Regions from separate parts of the Homo sapiens genome. Here region 1 is linked to region 2. Evidence: chromatin loops called from intact Hi-C (ENCODE). Cell type or tissue: stomach. All regions are shown on one strand. Links, peaks and the distances in the headings refer to the core of each region. The heading gives the core; the rest is flanking DNA. Region 1 has its middle 14 kb from the start of OR9A2. Region 2 holds the start of LOC124901764 (a long non-coding RNA gene).

What was found. Hi-C counts contacts between places; a loop is a spot of excess contacts. Peaks named below come from ENCODE experiments on the same cell type or tissue, not always from the same donor. Only the 100,000 strongest peaks of a DNase experiment are listed, where the experiment ranks them.
Region 1: a loop joins it to region 2, with 6 times the contacts of the local background. A loop is called at or near these places in 110 of 110 quality-filtered maps.

What each region holds. Positions count from the first base shown.
Region 1 is chr7:143,009,032-143,017,368 of GRCh38, reverse strand. No RefSeq gene overlaps it. Among named protein-coding and RNA genes, the nearest start is that of OR9A2, 14 kb to the left of the region's middle. In stomach, for the core only: no CTCF peak of the experiment used is centred there; a DNase peak (open chromatin) is centred at 3,308; H3K27ac peaks cover 825 bases.
Region 2 is chr7:143,202,327-143,210,663 of GRCh38, reverse strand. It overlaps LOC124901764 (a long non-coding RNA gene), which reads left to right and starts at 3,950. Exons shown (of 2, transcript XR_007060567.1): 1 at 3,950-7,488; 2 at 8,237-8,337. In stomach, for the core only: no CTCF peak of the experiment used is centred there; no DNase peak of the experiment used is centred there.

The sequences.
Region 1 (8,337 bases), core at 247-8,246, 190 kb after region 2:
ATGGCCTGGCTCTTCCCCTGAGCAAAATATCTGAGCCATAGCTCTTGAGCTGGGGGTGAGGATGGTGGTGCAGCTCTCACTAAGTGACAACTCTGCTTTAGTTTCAGGGTGGCAGACAGGGGTAGCAGCTTTGCACTTCCTGCTTTGCCTTTTCTGGTGTAGAGCTTCTACTCTGTGAGTGAGGATGAGTGGGATCCTAGCATCCTCAGCATGCTTCTCTCGAGCCAGGTCCCCTGCCCTATGAGTGAGGACTGGGTAATAGCAGGAAGTCTCTGACCTCTCGTCTTTCCTCTCCTGGAAATTAATTTCTGCAATGTGTACATGGAAAAGAGAGGGATGAGCAATGCTTGGCTACCTACCCCTTCTGGGAAGATACCAGAGCCCTTGACTGGGAGCTGATAGTAAAGAAGCCCAGTGCTCTTGGCTGCACGTGCCTGGAGTGGATTTCCTATCGTAATGAGCTGGGAGGTGGGAGGAAGGTAGTGGGTTGTAGTTCAAATATCATAGACTCTCACTCTTCTGACCAAGCTTTGATAGATTTTCTTAAGTAAATGTTTTCTTTGTTTGCTGTATGCTCTCAGTACAATTTCCAGAGACTTGAAGTGCTTTTCTTAAATGCTTTTTTTCACCAATTATGCTTGTTTAACTGGCCTGGCAGTCTGCAGAGCTTCCTTGTCAATCATAGTTGTGTTAAAGCTACTCACCGATCATTCCAATGTCTGGATCAGCTCTGCATTGAGTTCCATTGTTTTTTACTCTTGAAAATGGATTGTTTTTCAGCTGTTCTACATACAATTTACAGCCTTTTTTAAAAAAATTTGAGACAAGGAAACAATTCATTCTCAAGAGAAAAAAACAACAGAACTCAATGCAGAGCTGATCCAGACATTGTAACTATTGGTGAGCAGATTTAAAGCAACTATGATTGACAGGGAAGCTCTGCAGACTGTCTGGCCAGATAAACAAGGATAATTGTGAAAACAGTTATTTAAGAAAAACACTTAAAATCTGGACATGAACAAACCTCTTCTTCGGTTGAGCTTGAAGTCTGAGGGGTTCAGTTAATCTGGTTGGGAGGTCGAGATGTTTGGTGGTCTTTAGTGAACCATATGCTACACATTCCTTTAGTCATGCATTGCTGTTATCTTGGGCTCAGGGTATTTAGATTGGGTATACACATTGGGTTTAACACAGAAACAATAACCAGTAGAATACTTTAAATTTGTGAGATATTTTGAAATCTTCACAGTGTTATCACAGCTGTTTTTGATGTTGTTCTCTCTTTGGCCTAACCAGATAGATATTTGTATGAGGGATAATTCTTCATCTCTTGGTCATTATTTCCAGTATGCCTGGACCATGTGGTCTTGGTAAAACAATTTGTTTGCAACTTTTTCTCCTGAATTTATTTTTTATTGTTCTGAAGGCCATGAACCTGCACGGTTCAAAACTGTTTTGAACAGTTTTCCACAAAATCACCCATACATACATACATATACCCTTTTTCCCTAGATTTACTGGCAATTTCTTTCATATGGTTAACACTAAATACCATTCTTAGAGAAATGACCAGATTTTAAATTTGTTTTCTCTTCTTCACCATTACATAAATACTTGGATGCTCTTTTCCAGAATTAGGGTAAAGGGGATAAAGCTTTTTTCTTTAACTTTTATTTTTGCCTCCTGTTCACTTTTTGAGAATGGGATGTTAGCAGCAGTCCTGAGGACAACAAAAACTTATAATTTAATGAGAATTAACCAGGGATCTAACCCTATACATGCAAACACACAATTTATCTATAGCTTTGACATTTCCTTGATGTTGGGATCTTCTGTCCAGTTGCTTAAGCCAAATCCGTTTGTGTATTAGACTTTTCTCTCCCTAAATATCAAAAAGTTCTGTCTTCTCTTAGGTGACTTTTTGGAACATGTCATGGAATTGGGAGCTGTTGATGCTTCTCTGCCCCACACTCACACTCTAACACCCACCCCCCTGCTACTGTGAGAATTGTCTTCTAAAAATGCTTACAACCTCCCCTTCAGGGAATCACAGTAGGCTGAACAGAAACCACCTCATGCAAATTTATACTCTACCCCTCCCCAAAAAATCCCCACAGCCCGAGGCAGACTGCCTGACAGAGAGATACAAAAAGCCATTCCACTGGTTTCATCACAAGATCACCTCTATGGAGGTCCTATGGGATGTGGCTGAAACCATATCCCGGGTTAGCTCTCTGCCCTTGGCTTATCCTGCTTGCCTTCCTCCCTTTTCCCAGACAGCATTTCTACCATATGTCACTTCCACAGGAATCCCTGTCTCAGGCTCCGCTCCTAGGGAGCCCAATCCAAGTCTCTTGGAAGTGGTTCTAAAAGCAGACAATCTGGAGGTGGGTCACTTGCTGGCAGATGTCAGAGAGAACTGCATCAGCGGAGGTACTGATAGACCCCAGAGCAATGAGATGATGGAGTGAATGCAGTTGTTAAGATTTTCTCCTCTTTGCACCAGTATTTGAAAGGTTCAAGGAAAACAGTAACTATAAGGACTGTGGAATTCAGTCAATGTTTGCTAAGTGCCCCAACATTGTTGAGGAGAGAAAATGACACGCTCAGCTCTACTTAAAGGTATGAGAGTCAGAAAGCTTCTTTGGCAGCAATTAAAGAGACACTCCCTGCAGTCAAAGGGCTGACAAAGTGAAGAGAAGACTCAGAATTGAACTGTAAAAGTAACAGAATTTCAAAGAAGATTCATTCAGTCTAACCAAATCTCCTGTAGCAAAGACTGGCTCATGATAGGGAATGAGTGGGACTCAGTCTTGGTGTAAAGATTTCTAGATAAATGCAGTTGAGAACTTTGAACACCCAGATTTCTCTGAACTCCCTTGGGCTGCAGAAATATCTCATTCCCTTATTGGAAGATATGGCACCCTCTCTTACTTTAGGAATATGCAAAGAGTTCAAATAAAGTTGGTGCCTTACGAGACGATGCTTGTCTTCCTCAGAAACTGCTCCCTCCTCTTCTCCTTCTACCCGATTCATACACAGGGTTAAATATCAACATAAGCTGGGGAAGATCTGAGGCTGCTCACAGAAAAGAGATTTTGTACCCCAGAGCTCCTGCAAGAATGGGCCAATGTGCACTAGCAGGTACTAGGAGAGATGCCTGTGGGTGGATCCAGAGGCCAGTGGATCCAGGGGGTGACTGGAAGATAAAGCTGGATAAGGAAGAGTTTGTTAACATGAAGCCACTCTCCCATCATGCAGGATTTAATACGCTGGCAAGGAGCTTGGAAAATGAGTCAAATATATGCTATTTGCTGACTCATGGAAGCTTGGAAAAAGTAACATCCTTCATTAAATTAAGCGGAGATGCCAAAAATTGCCTTGGAAGACGATAAAGGAAAGGATCAAAAGGCTTAGAAGAGTGGAAATGCTATAATGGATCTACTATGTAAGACCGAAAAGCCTATCGGCTGATCATGTTCCCAAGGAGACCTGGAGGACACTCTGCCTAGCAAGATGATTAAAAAGAATGTGCTGTAAAAGAAAGTATTAGCTGGGGTGGATTATGTTAGGAGCTGCTGTTACAGAACTGAGTTCTCTAGTAGCAAGGGGACATGGATAACTAGAACAGCAGAGGCCAGGTGGCAGTGCTTAACTGTCAGATGCAAAGCGGGTGGACTTACCCTATTGGGCAGAAAGGTTGAACTGGTAGATAGGAGCAGGCTGAATTGCAGGGATCTTTGGAGATGGCTCACAGAACATAGTGTTCTTGAGGCAGGCTGTGTGGGCAGCTAACAAGAGTTCTGCTGAATATACATAACTGAAAGAGATCAAGAATGTAGAAGAAAAAGGCTAAGGACAGTCACCCCACTGGAAAGTCAGGATCCTTTGCCAAATCTCCAGATTTGAGCTAGTCCACAGACCCACGATCTATCAAACGAAAAGGAATCTGAGGCACCAGAGGTAGGGCCCTGCGACACCATGACAAGTATGTCTAGTAGCAGTTCCCCGATTTTTCCCCTACAGCCATCTACATGAGTAACCATCACTGGAGACAGAGGAATATTCAGATATGTCGAGGGCTGTGGTATAGAGTAATATGTGAGTTAAAACTTATTCCCAGAGATCCAAAGCACCATGAATGGGCCTCTTATTAGAGAAATCTACAGGAGTCAGGTAAGGAATGAAGTGCTGATCCAGACGTATCTCACAGTCGTTCCCTCTTTTTTTTGAGACTGAGTCTCACTCTGTCACCCAGGCTGGAGTTCAATGGCATGATCTCGGCTCACTGCAACCTCTGCCTCCTGGATTCAAGCTATTCTCCTGCCTCAGTCTCCTGAGTAGCTGGGATTATAGGCACCCACCACCATGACCGGCTACTTTTTGTATTTTTAGTAAAGACAGGGTTTTACCATGTTGGCCAGGCTGGTCTCGAACTCCTGACCTCAGGTGTTCCACCCACCGTGGCCTCTCAAAGTGCTGGGATTACAGGCATGAGCCACTGCGCCTGGCCTCGTTCCTTCATTTTTTACTTCTTTTCTTCTCCCTTTTCCCCTTTTTACTTTTCTCTTTTCCCCTTCACTTCCACCCCCCATTCTCCCTCTCCTTCTTCCTCTCTCTCTCTCACACACACACGCACACACGCACATACACACTCTGAATGAATACTCATTCAGCATCAGGCCTTATGCTAGGCACTGAGAACTCAGAGATGAAATCCAGCTCATCCATCCAAGAGCTCAGTACAGTGACGGAGAGGGACGAGTCAGTGAACAGCACATGGTCACAAGCACCCCACAGAGGAGTGTGCAGGGGAGCATGGCAGCACAGAGGAGGAACAGCCAACTGGGCCTGGAGGGGGAAATAAGTAACTTAGATAGATATCTACTCATAACTCTCTCCATCTTCCTCATCTCTCCAATTTCCCACTCCAATTTATATCAACACATCATACATTTATTTTAACTCAAGGGAAAAATTATAAAGATAATCCATATAAAGAAGATACTGGCCAATTTATATCATTAGACAAGTCAATCTTTCTAATTAGATGGGGGAGCAAAAGAAGGGTGGATCCCCTGTGGGGGGTATGTTTTATTTCATGTTTGAAAGAAAAGTAAGTATCATCAGGCAGAAAATCTTGGGTCCCCTGCGTCTTACACCCGTTTTCAGCTGGGACTTGGCCCCGCTCAGCGTTAATCTCTTGGCATGCATTTCTAGTCACGTTAAATAGACATTTCATAGAAGACTCAGCTGATGTTAAGTCAACCATGAGGACATTCAGAAAGCGATCTTACAAGCAAGAACTCCCCGCTCAGGAGTTGGGATTTCAGAAGGTAACCAGCTTCTGCCAGGTTATTTTCTTTCTTTCTCACGGATGAGCTACTTTCCTGAAGCCTCCCAGAACACTTTAAAATTTGATCAGAAAACTACTCTGGAGAGGCTATAAGTGCAGAAGAGTAGCTTTCTCAGAGGCCCAGATTCTTTCCCCTGAATTTCGTCTCATCATTGGAAAACAATTCGTGGAAAAACATGGAATTTACAGCCAGACTTAGGCCCAAGTCTCAGCTCTACCCATTCTGAGTTGTATGAGCTTAGGTCAGGTATCCACTCCTGTGACTATGAGAGGGACCACTTCTTAGGAGATGAAGAACATAAAAAATACAGGAGCAGGTTCACATCTGGCCATAAGGAGCAGGTTCACATTTAAGGAGCAAGTTCACATCCGGCCATAAGGAGGAGGTTCACATTTAAAGGAGCAGGTTCACATCTGGCCATAAGGAGCAGGTTCACGTTTAAGGAGCAGGTTCACATTTAAGGAGCAGGTTCACATCCGGCCATAAAGAGGAGGTTCACATTTAAAGGAGCAGGATCACATCTGGCCATAAGGAGCAGGTTCACATTTAAGGAGCAGGTTCACATTTAAGGAGCAGGTTCACATCCGGCCATAAGGAGGAGGTTCACATTTAAAGGAGCAGGTTCACATCTGGCCATAAGGAGCAGGTTCACATTTAAGGAGCAGGTTCACATTTAAGGAGCAGGTTCACATCCGGCCATAAAGAGGAGGTTCACATTTAAGGAGCAGGTTCACATCCGGCCATAAGGAGGAGGTTCACATTTAAAGGAGCAGGTTCACATCTGGCCATAAGCTTCAGAGGTGGAAGAGCCATCTGAGATCATCTACACTTTTCTTTGATCTTTGGATTTCTTTTTTCTTTGAATTTGGACAATAAATCATTGGTTACATGGTTAGTCATGTCCGTGCTAGGAATTGAGCTTGGGTCTGCTGAATGACAAAACAGAAGGTAGACTAGGGAGGAAACAGTGCAAGGGAAAGAACACACATATCTATTCTTTTTTTTTTCTTTGAGTTGGAGTCTCGCCCTGTTGCCCAGGCTGGAGTGCAGTGGTGCAATCTCGGCTCACCACAACCTCCGCCTCCTGGGTTCAAGTGATTCTCCTGCCTCAACCTCCCAAGTAGCTGGGAATACAGGCATGCACCACTGCACCCGGCTAATTTTTATGTTGTTAGTAGAGACGGGGTTTCACCACGTTGGCCAGACTGGTCTCGAACTCCTGACCTCGTGATCCACCTGCCTCAGCCTCCCAAAGTGCTGGGATACAGGTGTGAGCCACTGCGCCCAACCAAGAAAACATATATGGATTATTTTCCCTTCCCTTACGCCTTTTCCTATTATATATATATGATCCATATATATTTTCATAGGATATTATATATAACATATATTATAGATATAATACATATATATGTGTTATATATGATACACATAAAAATATATATGTAATAGGAAAAGGTGCAAGGGAAAGAATATGTATATAATAATATATATATCTATATGTCATAGGCAAATTAACAGTAACAAAGATTGCAAGTTGGTTAGATTGCTCAGGGAACCAATGGAAATAGAGGAAGATTCATAGTCAGATCCTAAAAAGAATTTCCCAGGGTGCAGAAAGTGTAACTAAAATATGAAAGGAAGGAAACATAAATAAGTGAATGTTGATAAATGAAGGAGTCTGTTCATTAATCTATAAGCAAGACTACAAACTCAAAGTAAGATTACCCAGCCCTTCCAAGGGCAGGCTGGGCACGACAGAAGCAGAAACCTGGGGTGAGGCAGGGGCCACAGTGCAGCGGACAGCTGCCTGATCAAGCCTTTTGACTGCCGCTCTGTTCCCCTGTGTGTACGAAGATCTGCTGCTTTGCAGAAAGCTCGAGACCCAGGCCATGTTAAGAGAGAAGAGGCCCAGATCAAAAATGTTGCAGCAGTGATTTTTGGGCCTTTCTAGAAAGAAAGGTGGTATTATGGTGAGTAATGCTTCTAGAATGTTGTGTGTGATGGGGGGAGCGAGAGTATAAGCTGTATGCGTAGACCATGCGGCGTTACGAGTTGAAATATACAAGTAAACACTTCTAAAGTCAGCGTGCAAAATTAAGGTGTTAGAAGAAGTTTCAGATGAAAAAAATAATTAGAAAGAATGACTTGTCTAATGATGTAAATGGGCCAGTGTCTTATTTATATGGATTATATTTATATTTTTTTCCCTTGAGCTAAAATAAATGTATGATGTGTTGATATAAATTTGAGTGGGAAATTGGAGAGATGGGGAAGATGGAGAGACATGTGAGTAGATATCAAGGTAACTGAAGACCATTCAATGTGTGGAGGGACAGAGACAGATGGAAGGAGACTTGGGGACTGAGTAAGGAAGAAAGGACTATACATTAGAAAGGATGATTCAGCTTAGAGCAGAACTGGAGACGACTTGAGGCCGTGAAAGGAAGATTCACAAAGTCAGGGCTGGGGAACAAGGAACAGAGGCAGGGGCTGGTGGAGCTAGGGAGAGTTCATGCATGCAAATTCCGGGGGACACTAGCTCAGCTGGCTGACACTAGGGCAGAAAAGCTGGGGTCCAGTAGGCAAGGATGGGAGAGACTCTAAATACCACAGAAACAGCAAAGCTGCTTAGGAGTGAAACTTAGCTTTTAGCAATAATGACTACCATTACTGACAACATACTTCCAGCCGTCATGATGAAGACATTGCATACATTATTGCTTTTTTTAAAAAATTGTATTAAATTTAGGAGATAATTTTGTTAAATGCATAGATTGCATAGTAGTTAGGGCTTTTAGGGTATCCATCTCTCAAGTAATGTTTATTGTACCTATTAAGTAATTTCCCATCATCCATCCTTCTTTTCCTCCCCACTCTTCTGAGTTTTCATTGTCTATTATTCCACACTCTGTGAGCACATCATTTAACTCCCAATTATAAATGAGAACATGCAGTATTTGTCTTTCTGTGTCTTGGT
Region 2 (8,337 bases), core at 126-8,125:
GATTCCATTGTCACTCACTTCTCTGACTCTCACCCTCCTGCCTAAGGACCCTTTGGATTAAACTGGGCCTATCTGGCCAGGTGTGGTGACCCATGCCTGTAATCTCAGCACTTTGGGAGGTCAAGGTGGGTGGATCACTTGAGGCCAGGAGTTCGAGACCCGCCTGGGCAATGTGGTGAAACCCTGTCTATAAAAAAAAAAAAAAAAATTAGCCACACGTGGTGGCTGGTCCCCATGGTCCCAACTACTTGAGGTGGGAGGATCACCTGAGCTCCAGAGGCATAGGTTGCAATAAGCCAAGATCAAGGCAGTGCACTCTAGCCTGGGTGACAGAGTGACACTCTGTCTCAATAAAATAAATAAATAGGGCCCATATGGATAATCCAGGATCCTCTCTCCATTGCAAGGTTCTGAACTTAATCACACCTGCTAAGTCCCTTTGGCCACGTAAGGTAACATTCACACGTGCCACAGATTAGAAGATGGACATTTTGGGGAGCATTATTCTGCCCATCAGTGACAGGGGAGTGGGGGCAGGGAAGTGCTGAGTAGAGAAGGGCAGGGTCCCTGACAAGGGCTCCACCCTCGGGCTTGTGCCCACGGACGCAAATGAGAACAAGCATTTCTGTTTTTGCGCCCCAAAAGTTGCCTTTTGGCCCACCACGCCCCCCATCCTGTACCCGTGTAAGCCCAAGACCTTAAGCGGACACAGACACAAGTGGCTGGACGTTGAGAGGAGCAGAGGGGCACAAGAGCACACTGACAGACACCAGCAGACACCGGCACGCCATCTAGGGCAGGACGACGTGGCATTCGGTTGGGGGCAGTCGGAGGAGAGTCTGTCCGCTGGGCAGCCCGACTCCAAGGAAGACTACCTTCCCACTCCATCCCCTTCTGGTTCCTCATCCACCTCACTGAGAACAACCTCCACCACTCAATAAAACCTTGCACCCATCCTCCAAGCCCACGTGATTCGATTTTCCCAGTACCCTGGGACAAGAACTCAGGATACAGACAGCCCTCTGTCCTTGCAATAAGTCAAGGGATCTAATTGAGCCGCTTGACACCAGCTGCCTGCAGACGGCAAAGCTCAAAGAGTAAACTGTAGCACACGCCCACTGGGGCTTCTTTGGGAACTGTAAACACTCAGCCCTAGATGCTGCTGTGGGGTTGGAGCCCAAAAAAGCTCCCCAAGACCTGCTTATCTGCATGTTCCGGCTAGGGGTTTGAGCAGCGGGGCACCAAAGAATCGAGCCACACCCCTGTGGCATAATCTGCAAAGGGAATAAGGGAATTTTTCCCGCTTCATTAGTATTTGGGCATATGTCAACCAGAGGGCATTGAGTAGCCACATTGCACCGGAACTAGTTAAGTAATTACCTAAACTTTTTCCTCTTCCCTCCCTTCCTGCCTCCAGAAACTGGCAGCAGTTGAGCAAGCAGGGAAAGGAAGGTGAGGAAAAGAGATTTTATCGGATCCATTCTCATTGCTGGAACTGGGGTAAAGCTCTGTGGCCCAGGCCTTGCTGGAGAGAGGGAGAGCACCTTAAAATGAGATGGGAGATAACAGTTTTGATTGTAATAGGACTGAACCTTTTTTTAATCTTTTACCTAAAAATAATGTTGTTTTGATTTCTGACATGTCTAGACCTGAAAGGTTGCTCTTAAACGCAGAAGAAAGCTGTTAAACAGTAAAACCAAAGGCAGTGATGGAAAGAGAAAAAGTTATCCTTCGTGGTGCTTTGTAGAATCTGGTTCTTTGAATAAACCTGGAACCAGATGATTTTAGGGGAGGGGATTTCAAAATTCTATGAAGCCACCTCATGGACTGTGAAGGTCTTCCTAGAGAGGGTGAGATTGCTGGGAGTTGTGCCAGTCGGTACCAGGAGACTGAGAGGTGGTGCCTTGGGAAGCCCACGGTTTTTTTTTCTTTTCCTAGGACCACCGGATGTTTTTCTGTTACCTAGATGTTTGGGGAAGGCAGCAGAGGAAGGAGATAAGAGAGAAGTGTGAGAGAAAAGTGGAAAGACCTGGACTGAGAGCCACCAGCCTTCTTGTGAGAGAAGAATACATAGATAATATTTTAAATCTGTGCTGGCAGAAAATGCTGGGGCATGCGGCCACCAAAGGGAGAGAGGTACAGCTTGCCTCTCTGCAATCAAACTTAAAAATGCTTCCAATTTGTAAATGGATGGCTTGCTTAAACGCTAAAGCTGTAACCAGGGAACTTTCCTGGGTTTCTTGAGGACACCAATCAAACGTCTAAACCCAAGTTTCTCCCCTCGTCGCTGGGTGAGCCTTCATCCTGAGTCCTTCACTTTTCTGGGATCCAGGAACATAGTAGGACAGGTTACTCAAACACTAAAACTTTGAGTGGAAATTGTTAATCTAAAACCAGAATTACTTATGGCTTTTTATTACATGTGATATGGTTAAAAAATATATTTATATATAATTTTGGTTTTTTAAATATATATGTGTGTATATATATATATATATATATATATATATACTTTTTTTTTTTGAGACAGGTTCTAGCTCTCTCACCCAGGCTGGAGTGCAGTGGCGTGATCACAGCTCGCTGCAACCTCCGCCTCCTGGGCTCAAGTGATCCTCCCACCTCAGCCTCCCGAGTAGCTGGGACCACAGGCACCACCATGCCCGGCTAATTTTTGTAGAGACAAGGTTTTGCCATGTTGTCCAGGCTAGTCTCAAACTCCTAAGCTCAAGTGATCTGCCTTTCTCAGCCTCCCCAAGTGCTGGGATTTCAGGCATGAGCCACCGTGCCCGGCCCTATTTATATATAATTTTGAAGACCATTTTAAGAATTCTGTAAACCAAAAATAAAATTCCAGGCCCCCCAACATCTGAATGGACCCCTTCTCTTGGCCAAGAGCATTGTGAAGTTAACCTGAAAAACGCATTCAGGCCATGATAGAAAGGGGGAGTCGGACATGCCTCATTACATCCTCCTTCCTTTTGGAATTCAGGCCCAACTGACCAGTATTAACATCAACACAGACCTTAAGACTAATAGACTCTCCATCTGATAGGAAACATTTACAATCTATTCTCTCTGAAGCCTGCTACCTGGAGGCTTACCTGCATGATAAAACCTTGGTCTCCACAACCCCATATTGTAACCTAGACATTTCTTTCTATTGATTCCAGGCCTGTAGATAATAACTCAACCTATTGTCCATCAGAAAATTTTTGAATTTGCCTATGACCTGAAAGCACCCCCTTCCAGTTGTCCCACCTTTCTGGACTGAGCCAATATACATCTTATATTGATTGATGTCTTTTTTTTTTCTTTTTTTTTTTTTATTACACTTTAAGTTTTAGTGATTGATGTCTTTTGCCTCCCTAACTGTATAAAACAAAGTTGTAGCCTGTCCACTTTGGGCATATGTTCTCAGGATCTCCTGAGGGCTGTGTCATGGGCCACGGTCACTCATACTTGGCTCGGAATAAATCTCTGCAAATATTTTACAGAGTTTACCTGTTTAGGTCATCAATTAAAAAGTGGCAAATATATTCTGGTTGTAATTTTTCCATAAAAAGAGATACAGTGATTTGGGTCTTTTGCTTGTTTTTGTTTTTTCTTTCTTTGCGGGGGGGACGGCATTGGGGAGATAGAAGATTATGGAGCACCAAAAATGGTTGTGTGTTACATGAAGGGAACAAGATGTTGGAATATCTGTTTGAATGGAATGGAATATTCAGGATAAAGTGCAGCAGGTCATGAAGATAATGCAATAAGACATAGGTATTTTGTGCCTCCCACATTAGTATAGGGCCTGAGGGAAATGCAAAGCTGGAGAACTGGGCTCAATCCTCAACAGAGCTTCAGGTCCAGAGAGAAGAGCCACATAAGAGACTGACATGGTGGGTGGGAGGGAGGGAAGAGTGATAAGAGTTAAACAGAATTAACCTGTCTCTAGGTCCTAAATAGGATTGAATTGTGAAAGCTCTACTCCAGGTTCACTGCAGATATTGGAAGTAAGACAGCATTTATATACTTAGCTCTGTGGGTGCATGCTATCTTCATGCCAAAAAGTTGCTAGAATTATCTGACAAAGGAAAGAACCTGTGTAGCTGTATGTTTTGCTCAGGTGGTGGGCAGAAGTATGCAACTGAAGCTGAATTCTGTCTCTCTCCATGTATTTGTCCCTGTTTATTTGGGGACAGGTGCATTTTACTTTTAAATTGCATGTAGTAAAGTCTTATCTTCTAAATTAAAGAGATATGCCTGTCCATGTGTTAGGCTACCAATAAATAAATTGGTTGAGGGAAGGAAGTTGGAAGAGAGAAAAGTGGAAAGAAAGGAAGGAGGTAAGGAAGAGAAGGAATGAGGGAAGGAAAGAGGGAGGAAAGAAATGAAGACCTCCCTGTATGTGTGTGTGCTTCTGTGCACTATCACATGGATTTACTACAAGCAATGGCATCTGAGGTTATGGAGGAAGTGAAATCTGTGGGGGACTCTGAGGCTTTGGGCTGTGGCAGGAAAGCAGGAAGTCTTCTTTGGTGCCAGATCTCTTTGGACGTTTGCGGTGGGGAGGAATGTGACTGTTCTTCCTCCGCAAGTGAGGGTAACAAATGTGACCATGATGATGGCATAGCAACTCTGTTGCTTGCCAGTCAGCTCACGGTCCCTTGTAAGGCAGATTACCTCTAAAGAGCTGCCAAATTTCCTTTCGCTGGGCGCATCAATACAACAAACGCCAGAGAACCCTGTGCCACCTTCATTTACTGTCTGCATTGGGACTACTTGCTTTATCTCCCTCCAGCAGCGAGTCCTCCCTCCTCTGTTCCTATATTTGATGCGATCAGCCTTATGTTCCATGGTCGTATTTTTTCAAAGGGAGAGAGGGTGGATCTCTACATCGTGCGATTCTCAGGAGGGATTGTGGTTGCTCTCATTTAGGGAGTGCCCTTTGTGCTGGGCTGTGGCTTGCAAATGTGTGCATTATAAGGTGCCCGGAACTTGGATGGGTATAGTGAATATTAAATGTAAAGAGTCTAGGTATATACTGGGCCTTGATCAATATTTATGGAATTCAAAATGTTTAAATACTTAACTATTTGCTTTTCTTTGTTATTATTAGTATTATTATTAGTAGTAGTATTACCACGCCTGGCTAATTTTTGTATTTTCAGTAGAGATGGGGTTTCACCATGTTGGCCAGGCTGGTCTCGAACTCCTGACCTCGTGATCCACCTGCTTCAGCCTCCAAAAGTGCTGGGATTACAGGCTTGAGCCACCATGCCCCGCCTCTTTGTTCTTAATTCTGTTTTCATTTGTTCTCTAGCCAAGACCCCAAGTCTATAATGATCAAGAGGGTTGTTTTATTTTTGACAAGTGGAAACCCACATGTTTCTGAAAAGTGGAGTGGTGGTGGTGGTGGTGGTGGTAGCATAATCTGGAAGACCCCTAAAGAAGGCAGTGCTACCTGCCATATTTGACTTGGGGGTCAGAGCGAGAGTCTGAGTTGGAGAGTTGGGAAGCTAGAAAAATGAAGGACTAAAGTAAGAGATATTCCTTATTTCTCCTTTTCCTTTTCCACATATCTTGAGAAAGAGAAAGGTTTTTAGTTCAGCAGAAAATGGGAGATGCTGGGGCAGAGATAAAAATGCTCCCCAAACATGGCAGGGACTTCCTTGTATTTCTCGTTCTCCTTGTAGTTAGGTTGAGCTAAAGGAGATGCTACTAATGAAATTTGAAATCTTAGGGTCAGACATGTGGGAATGCACTGCCTACCCTTCCATCTTGGCAGTGACACGGGCTCATTCCCCCCAGTTTCCAGAGCTGTGTCCTTTTCATTCCTCTTTCCAAATCCACCTCCACTCAAGCTTTCAATCTGTGCCTGGGCTCTGGTTTGAATGAGCCACTGATATATTTGCAGCCACCGGGGATCTGGAGTGCAGATGCAAATGGCAGTGTTCCCTGGTAAGTGTTGGTGACAATTGGATCTTTCTCTGATTTGCATTCCCAAGGCCTGCAGGTTTTCAGAAAATCACATCTTATAGGCAGTTCTGGGGAGGGGGGAGGTTTATTTTCAATGTCAGCTACAAATGCCGGCCCATGATAATTCTTAGAATGAAAGACCTCTCATTTGCAAAGGAGAGGATAGTTAGAGCCAGAACAATTCACTTAGCAAAAATTTGGGCCCAAAAATATATATATAGGAGAAGGGATTGTTGGTGGGTAGAGAGGCCTGGAGATCAAGAGCAAGAGATGAGATAAACACAAGTTTGGAAGCCATTGGCTTGTGAGGGGACCTGAGCACTTAGAATAGAGGAGACCCCTCAGGGAGAGCTTGTATGGAGAGAGAGAAAGGTGCATCCTGACCCCATCCTGGGCATTTCTCTTTGAAACTCAGCCTTGTTATAATTCATTTCTAATTCTGATATCAGCAGTGAGGGTTCATCTAATCTATTCTCATCACTTCTTGAGCCTCTCAGCTCTCACTGGTCCTGGCTCTTGCCTGGAGATGATTTTACTCAAAATTCTAGTCCAGGATTTAGAATTGGTCTAAGTACAGATGTGCATCAGGAGGCTATTTCAAAATCCCAGATGAGCTCATACATAAAGTAAGGATTAATTTTTTATTTTGTGAACCAATTGTGTAAAAAAAAAAAAAAACAACAATGCACATTAGGAAAGTAATTCATTTAATTTCCATGACCCAGCCCCTCCTGCCTACAAGCCCCCCTCCCCCATCCCATGCAATCCACCTCATAGGTAAAAACATATTCTGGGCAAACTGACTCATTTCATGTCACATTTATCCCACTCAAGTTTGTCCCTCCTGCTTTGAGCCTGGATTCCACGTAAAGGTGGAAGGTGATTTGGGCTGGTCTCCAGGCAGTCACCACCTGCAACCTATTTTCTTCTCATCACGACACCTACGTTCAGTGTCACCTTTTCTTCTCCCTTGGGCTGCCCCTTTCTTGCTCACTCCCATGTTCCAATGCCAGCAGCTCTGTCTTTGTGCTCAGCCATGCTTGTTGTTCAGCAGCATTCCTCATTAGAATCCCATTATTTGATGGTCAGAGTAGGGTCTCCATGGTGATACAGGCACAAGTGTAGCCAGTATTCTGCCACCGCATCTTACCTACTTGGCAGGCAAGCTAGAGTTGGCCTAAATTCTGCTTTTATCATTTATGTGTTTGTTCTTATGCTTTTAGGAAAAAAAAATCCTGAAATAATGGTGAAGGACAGCAAGTATTTGCCTAGAGTGCATGCTAAGAAGTCTCCATAGATGTTTTTCTTTAAGTATCCTGACCGCTTAACATATTGATGAAGACCTCTTATTTCCAGGTCAACAATCAGCTGTTACCAACTTAAGCTTTCTAAACATTTTCTGTGAAACAAATTTTTGCCAGTAAGAAAAGGAAATTGGGAGCTGCCACTGCTTAATTAATTTGAAGCTTTGATAAGCTTTGCCAGAGAGTCGCATAATAGAATTAGCAAGTTTCTTAACAGGTGAGAAAGCACATGAGCATAAACAAAAATAGGATAAGACTATCATCAATGGGGTTTATGCACCAGCTTAAAAAGCCAGTTTGGGGGACTTTTATGACTCTGAATTAAGATTTGTGCAATATAAGATTGTCCAGGATAAAATATTTTGGGCACCAAATATTAAGCTTCTGAAATAGACCCAGAGGTTCTTGTATGATAAAAAAAAAGTATGTATAAGGTTTTGATTTGATTTTTTAAATAATGTGTTCACTACTTCCCTTTCTTCTGAGACTCCATAGAGAAAAAAATATCATAACACTAAAGAGAAGGGAATGAGGATGGCCAAGAGCAGACTGGAGATTTCATCCTATTTCTTGGTTGTGGACAATCAGAAAAAGCATATTGTAGATGAAGTGGAGTAAAGGATGCTCAGAATATGCATGTCATGGGCCTCTGGGAATGTGGTGGCTGATCAGGCTGCTAGAAGCCTGGAGGGCCTTGGCTATCGGATTCCTAGCTTTGGATAGCAGGAGCGAGACATTGTGCAAAAACCAGAGGCATCATTAAAATTCTGTCTGCCATATAGCTGCATCATTGATGCTTTCCAGTGCCTTCCTTGCCACTGCATACAGAACCATCGAAAACCTTCATATTGAGAATTCTTTTCTAGAAAAATTGAATACATTTCCAAGGAAGAACTAGGGCTTCAAGTGCAGATATTTGCACATAGATTAAACCCTTTTTTTATTATGGCATTTTGAATTTCCAGGCTAATGTCAGATTCCACACCCACATACCTAAAAGAGGAGCCAGCCTGTCAAGGTGGCCCAGTTACAAAAGAGAGCTTCCAATCAGCCTTTCCATTCAGGA